2 separate regions of the Homo sapiens genome follow, and region 2 is linked to region 1. The links are chromatin loops, found by intact Hi-C in ENCODE. Cell type or tissue: CD4-positive, alpha-beta T cell. All regions are shown on one strand. Links, peaks and the distances in the headings refer to the core of each region. The heading gives the core; the rest is flanking DNA.

Region 1 (3,681 bases), core at 396-2,895:
GCAATGGATAGAAACAAAAAAAGGAGGAAGGCTTGCGGTAAGCCAGCTTCCAAAAACCCGGGCTCCAAAAGACAAGGGTGTGATTCTATCAATGAGTGCACATTTGAGGATGTACAATGAATCCGGTCCTATTTTAAGTAATACACAAAGATTTAGCTCACTGAAACCTCATAACCCCGCTTACTAGGTACAGTAGTTCTTTAGCTGAGGTTTTGATTTCCACAGTTCCAGAGGTCAACCGTAGTCCAAAAATAGGTGAGTAGAGTGCAGTAAGATATTTTGAGAGAGACCACATTCACATACATTTTATTACACTGTTATAATTCTATTTTATTATTATTGTTGTTATTCTCTTATTGTGCCTAATTTACGAATTAAACTAAGTAATCACAGGTATGTATGTGTAATCTGTATGAGAAAAAACACAGTATAGATGCTCCTCAACTTACAATGGGGTTACTTCCCAATAAACCTATGTAAAGTTGAAAAATTGTAAGTCAAACCACGGTAAGTCAGTCAGGGTCCTTCACTATCCAAGATTTCAGACATCCACTGGAACGTACACCCCGCAGATAAGGGGGGAACTACTATTTTTTTATTATCAGTTCCACTTTTCTAGTAAGAAAAGGGAGGCTTAGAAGCGGTTAAGGAAGCTTCCCCAAGGGACACTAAAAGGTGGATACAAGCTATAGTATAGGCTACCAAGATACACTACCTCTTACTTCAGGGTCTTATGAAGGTCAGAGCTAAGAGACTTTAGACCTTAGCCCTCTCTTGCCATCTTCTCTCTTTGGGAAACTTTTCCCTAAATTTCCTAGGCAGAATTCATCACTGACTCAGTGTTTCCAAGGAACACTACAGATGCCTCTATGAAACTACTCAGGCAAGTCAACAGCCCACAGTATTGCACGGTACTTGGCGTAAAGCGAACCCAGCCTCTGTCTGTACCCGTCCAGTGATGTCTGTATCTGTCCAGCACGCTACCTAAGACAGCGTGGCCCACTACTGGAAAACTTCGGTTAATACAGCCCTCCCAGCTACGGATAAATGATCTCCTCCGCAGAGAAACCAGCCCTAATCTCGATACTGCCCAGAACATTCTCAGGACGCAAAAGGAGGCCACCCACGGGCCTCCCCCACTCCCCTCAGGCCCCGTACACCGAGGAACAGCCAGGGCAAATGGAGCCATGGAAGCCACCCTCAGGCCCCAGGGCCTGGAGCATCCCTGAACGGACCTGCTTACAGGCAGCCTCGGGCCCAACCTCGCTCACTCGCCCTCTGGCCTGGACTGTCAACGGCCCTAATGACCCCAATCCCCAACGGCCCTGCGCTCCAACTCACCACTGCACTGCCAGGCTGCACGTCGGAAGCCGGGCTCCGCGCGACTGCGACGCGCAAAGATGAGCTATCGAAGGGGCGGGGCATCGCGCCGGCCCCGCCCTCACGGCTCGGAGCACTCCGCAGCGCCCGTTGCCGTCGCTATGGCGGGCGCGGGGCAGACGCCGACGAGGGTGGGCGGAGAGAGGAGGGAGGAAGCCAGGTCCTGCTTCCAGAGGAGTGGTAGTTGGAAATTTGCTTCCGGAAGCGCAGACGTTTAGCTTCCGGCAACTGCAGGTTTAGAGGTTTGTGTTGCAATTTCATTTTGTACTTTTGAGATTGGACTAAAGCTAATAACTTCTGTTGCTGAAATAAATTCAGTGAAATCGAGCTTTGTCTTTCAAACTGCTAGTCATGACCCATTAACGTGACAGATATCAGTTTAATAGGTTGTCAACTGACTTTTTTTTTTTTTTTTTTTGAGGGCCAGGCAGAGTAGCTCACGTCTGTAATCCCAGGACTTTGGGAGCCGAGGTGAGAGGCTTGCTTGAGCTCTGGGTTTCCAGACCAGCCTGGGCAACATAGCGAGAGACCTCGTGTCTACTAAAAATAAAAACAATTAGCACATGCCTGTAGTTCCAGTTACTTGGGAGGCTGAGGCAGGAGGATCGCTTAAGCCCTGGAGGTTGAGGCTACATTGAGCCGTGATGACGCCACTGCACTCCAGCCTGGGGAACAGAACTAGACCCCGTCTCAAAAAAAAAAAAAGAGATGGGGCTGGGTGTGGTGGCTCATGCCTGTAATCCCAGCATTTTGGGAGTCGGAGTGGGTGGATCACTTGAGGTTAGGAGTTTTGAAATCAACCTGGCCAATATGGTGAAACCCCGTCTCAAGTAAAAAAAAAAAAAACAGAAACAAAAACAAAATTAGCCGGGTGTGGTGGCATGTGCCCGTAATCCCAGCTACTTGGGAGGCTGAGGCAGGAGAATCGCTTGAACCCTGGAGGCAGAAGTTGCAGTGAGCACAGATCACACCACTGCACTCCAGCCTGGGCAACAGAGTGAGACTGTCTCGAATAACAACAACAAAAAAAGATGGGAAGAGGCTCATGCCCCATTATGGAGGCCGCCCTGTGGCTCAGATGTGGTGGCTCACTCCTGTAATCCCAGCACTTTGGGAGGCCAAGGGGGGAGGATTGCTTCTGGCCGTGATTTCAAGACCAGTATGGGCAACATGGCGAGACCCAATCTCTACAAAAAATTTTAAAGTTACAGACGCAGTGGTGTGCACGTGTAGACCCAGCTGCTCAGGAGGCAGAAGTGAGGATCACTTGAGCCCAGGAGTTTGAGGCTGCAGTGAGCTATGATTGGGCCACTGCACTGTAGCCTGGGTGACAGAGTGAGACCCTGGCTCTAAAAAATATTTTTCGAAAAAACTAGTTTTGAAGTTCAAATATATATATAGAGAGAGAGACGGAGGACTATTAGACCACTTACAACTAGGTGAAGTTCATCTTTGGGGGCTTTTTTTTCTTTTGAGACTGAGTCTTGCTGTGTCACCCAGGCTGGAGTGCAGTGGCGCAATCTCGGCTCACTACAACTTCTGCCTCCTGGGTTCAAGTGATTCTCCTGCCTCAGCCTCCCCAGTAGCTGGGACTACAGGCACCCACCACCACACCCGGCTAATTTTTTTTTGTATTTTTTTTTTTAGTAGAGACGGGGTTTCACCATGTTGGCCAGGCTGGTCTCAAACTCCTGACCTCAGGTGCTCCACCCACCTCTGCCTCCCAAGTTGCTGGGATTACAGGCATGAGCCACTGCACCTGGCCATCTTTGGGGGCTTTTTGAGGAGGCTATGTGTGGTGAGAAATTGGCAAATACACCCACATCTCCCAGGACCTATTCTCTTGTCCTCAGTAATCTCACATTAACACAAAAGAGAAGACATCCTGCAGCTCTTCTGCTGCACACATGACTTCCCTGCATGCCAGCATCCTTAACCCTCAAGTTCACATGTTTCAGAGTGATATGACTAATTTTTCTCAGTCACATTGACTGGAGAGCTATTTCTCTCCTTCCCAGCTCTGTGACATCTCTGTCCATAGAAATTTCATCCAGCCCCAGTGGACCCTCTGCATGTCACTGGCTTAAAAAGTTTGGGTCAAAGTGAGCAGACTTCAAGACTGAATTGTCAAAATTCTTATGTGGCATCTCTTATAAGTCAAGATATCCTTGTAACCATTCTGGATCTATTGGACCAGGGTCAGGCATGTGCCCCTGAAGCTAAGGAAGAATGTACAAATTATATCATGAAGCCAGTGAGCTGATTTTCAAACTTAGATTGACTTAAGTGCTGACTGGTGTT
Region 2 (3,681 bases), core at 501-3,000, 410 kb after region 1:
GTAATGTGTAAAGAACAAAAATGTATTTCTCACAGTTCTGGTGGGTGGGAAGTCCAAGATCAAAGCGCCAGCAGGTTTGTAGTCTAGTGAGGGCTGCTCTCTGCTTCCAAGATGGCACCTTGAATGCTGAGTCCTCCAGAGGTGAGAAACGCTGTGTCCCAGCATGGTGGAAAGAACAGAAAAGCAAAAGAAGAAAACTGAGCTAGGTCGCTCCCTCAAGCCCTTTCATAAGGTCGCTAATCCCATTCATGAGGGGGCTCCTCCCTCACGATTTAGTCATCTCCTAAAGACACCACCCCTTAATACTATCACATGGGGGTTTAAGTTCCAACATGAATTTTGGAGGAGACACAAACATTCCAACCATAGCAAATATACTTTACTAAAAAGAAAAAAAAAGGAAAATCTTGTCTCTAAACATGATATTTTAAGTGTTTATATATTTACAGCCCAATTTTCTGCTTGCTTACATAGATATTTGTGACCATGAGTGTCATTCTTAGCTGAGAAAATGTTCAGTAAATTTAAAAAAGCCTCACATTATCTATTAATATCTTACTCAGATAAGATCAAATTTCTAACCTAGATTTTAGGTTAAGATAGAAACCCATGGTCATTTGCTGCAATGTGAGAATGACACAGAGAGATATTAATTAGCAGAATTCCACTATAAAACTAAATTTAAGGGCACAGTTCTCTACTAATGACTCCTCCAGACAAATCAATTACTTGGATATCAATGAATCAACTAAAAATGGAAGTGAGAACAGTTTGAGTCCTTTTTGCAATGGATGGATGTTTACGAGACTATTAAGTGAAGACGGTTCAGAAACAAGGAGATAAATGGCATGCTAATTTGGGGTTGAATGGAGTAATGGGGTGATCTTGGAAATATAAGAATCCTGCTTAATGGGGCTTGTCTGCTTGTAATTTGATAAACTAATATATGTAAATTCAATGAGATAAAGGACATGAGCACTCAGAACAAAATTACAGGAATAAATTTAGCAAAGAGGCACCAAAGTTGAGATAAGGGTCACTGTTCCACGTCTGACATCTTTAATTCTTGAGTCATGGGGATGGTAAGCCAGAGAACAGAGTCTTCTGACTGGAAGCTAAAACCAGCCTTTGGGGTGGGTTCAGAGACACTGTTCAGACTCAAGATGCGAAAGCAGATGTTGCCCTGTTGAAAATATCCCAATTGCAAGGGCATTTTCAAAGACAGTGGTGCTTGGGGGAAAGAGAATGCTGTGTGTTTAAAAAGAAAATAAATTAAAAGAAAGAATGGAAACAAGGAAGAAAAAGTGACCGGAGGGTAGGGTTGCAATATGTTCTGGTTTGCAAGGTACAGCTAAGGTTATGTCTGTTGTGCCGGTGCAATTATAATAGTGTCCCTTTCACTCTCCGAAGAATTTGGATGATAAAGCATATGATCACCCTACCAAAGAGAGGAAATGAGCCAGACGACCCATGTGTCTATTTCAAACAGTGTGGACTGATCCGCAGCCCTGTGCCACTGCCCAGATGAGCGGTGTGCACAACCTCTGCCTTGCCCTACCCCGCCCTGCTCGGGTCTCCAGGAAGGCTGGAGCGGAACCCTCGGCTCCCGCGCTGCTCTGGTGCCACCTGCAGGTTATATGCGGGAACTGCTTCTCTCCACCCTACTACCCTCCACCCAGCCTCCCGACCCCGACCCTGGATAGCCTTGGACTTGGCCAAAAGACATTCAGAGCACACGAAGCCCTGGCTGGGGAGTGGGCTGGACCCTGCAATGAAGCCCGCGTTACAGAATCAGACGAGCCCAGCTTAAACCAACAAGGCCAAGCTCCTCCTCTTCCTACCCACTCCTGTCCTGTCTCATTTTGTAGACGGGAAACTGAAGCCTAATTCAGATTTTTCGTTGGTAGGATTGTGAAGCATACAGCTGGAGCCTCCCAGGTGCCATTCCCCACATCTGTCTTTCCGCTACCACTTTAGGATAGTGAGGAAGCAAGAGAGCTTAAGCTTACTAAGCTCCTACTGTGTACTGGGCACAGAGTGGACACTTTTCTCTCCAGCCTCGCAATTGATGGGAAAGAGGTGATTATACAACTAGGAGACAGGATCAGAGTGGGCTAGCGATGTGCTTACAGTCTCTCAGCTGAAACTGGAACCCAGGGGTCTTTGACTGTAAAGCTAGTGCTCGTTTTGGGTCTCCAGCTTGAGCAATAGTTGCAAAATGCAAAGAGCACCTGAAAATCTAATATCAATCCATATAAGACTGTATTGTAAACAGAAACATGGAGTGTCTTTGTGGGGGTGATGGCAAGGTGGGGAGATTATCTCAATTCTATGTAACCTGGGAACTCTTGGAGGAAAATGAAGCATGACTGAGTGCAATTTGTCTGATAAACAAAATCTGTCAGGACGTGGGACCTTATTGGTCCTGGGTAGTGAAGGTAAGAAATCATGGTGCTGGACCTTTCTTAAAGTGCTTATAAAATCACTCAGGGCCTCAGTGCCTCCACCTTCTCCATGACCCCAGGCAGTTTCCCCATCTGTCTTCATCCTACTGCCTGGCACACTATCCATCAAACTGCTTTTGGGGTTATGTCTCAATAAAACAAAAATCATGGTGGGAGTCATTTACACCCTAGTGAGAGTCATCTAAGATTCCCTTTTCTTCTCAGACCTTTTAGCTGAAGTTGGTTATGAGAGAGGATGGGGAGGGGGAAAAGGGTTGGGGCGAGCACTCTTGGAGCTTGCACTGTTTCTTGCCGGTGCCCAGGCACAATGCGAATATGTCAGTCTAAATGGAGAGCTCCATGCATGTTCCTCTCTAATCCGTTTGTCACCAATACCAGTTCCCAAGGCAGAGCCCCAGGAGGGCTGGACTGAAGGACCTGGAGGTAATAGAAAACAACTTGGCTTTGGGTTTCAGGTCAAGCTGTGCCATGACTTGCTGTGTAACATCAGACAAGTCAGTTCACCACTCTGCACTTCAGTGACCTCATCTGTAAAAGGCTGGTCTGGACTAGATTAATGATTTTCTTTAGGTTTTGCAATTGTTTTGTTGTTGTTGTTTTGTTTTGTTTTGTTTTGAAACGGAGTCTCACTCTGTTGCTCAGGCTGAAGTGCAGTGGCACGATCTCAGCTCACTGCAACCTCTGCCTCCTGGGTTCAAGTGATTCTCCTGCCTCAGCCTCCCAAGTAGCTGGGATTACAGGTGTGTGCCACCACACCTAGCTAATTTTTGTATTTTTAGTAGAGATGTGGTTTCACTACATTGGCCAGGCTCATCTCCAACTCCCAACCTCAGGTGATCCACCTGCCTCGGCCTCCCAAAGTGTTGGGATTACAGGCGTGAGCCACCGCACCTGGCCTGCAATTGTTTTTTGTTTTAACATTATATTCAATTCTTCCTCCATCTTTATTAAAGTATAATTGATAAATAAAAATTGTGTATGTTTACAGTGTTCAATGTGATGTTTTGATATGTGCATACATTATGAAATGATTAAATCAAGTTAACATTTTCATCACCTCACATACTTTTATTATTATTTTTGTGGTAAGAATATTTAAGATCTATTTGCTTAGAGTAGTGTTTACTAGAGGTGAGGAAGGGTAAGGGAGAGGGGGTAGCCAAAGGTTGGCTAACAGGTTAAGAGATACAAGAGTACATGGCTGGTGGCTAACGCC

The links. Hi-C counts contacts between places; a loop is a spot of excess contacts. Peaks named below come from ENCODE experiments on the same cell type or tissue, not always from the same donor. Only the 100,000 strongest peaks of a DNase experiment are listed, where the experiment ranks them.
Region 2: it touches region 1 in a loop (3-fold over the local background); 17 of 110 quality-filtered maps call a loop at or near these places.

Annotation. Positions count from the first base shown.
Region 1 is chr15:78,298,221-78,301,901 of GRCh38, forward strand. It overlaps SKIC8 (SKI8 subunit of superkiller complex), which reads right to left and starts at 1,389. Exons shown (of 11, transcript NM_025234.3): 1 at 1,342-1,389. RefSeq lists enhancers at 587-1,554, 1,107-1,456, 1,555-2,521, 1,697-1,786. In CD4-positive, alpha-beta T cell, for the core only: no CTCF peak of the experiment used is centred there; a DNase peak (open chromatin) is centred at 1,441; H3K4me3 peaks cover 1,662 bases; H3K27ac peaks cover 1,255 bases.
Region 2 is chr15:78,707,955-78,711,635 of GRCh38, forward strand. It overlaps LOC105370913 (a long non-coding RNA gene), which reads right to left. Exons shown (of 3, transcript XR_932509.2): 2 at 34-151. Among named protein-coding and RNA genes, the nearest start is that of CHRNB4, 69 kb to the left of the region's middle. In CD4-positive, alpha-beta T cell, for the core only: CTCF peaks have their summits at 1,665 (motif pointing left) and 1,872; a DNase peak (open chromatin) is centred at 1,617.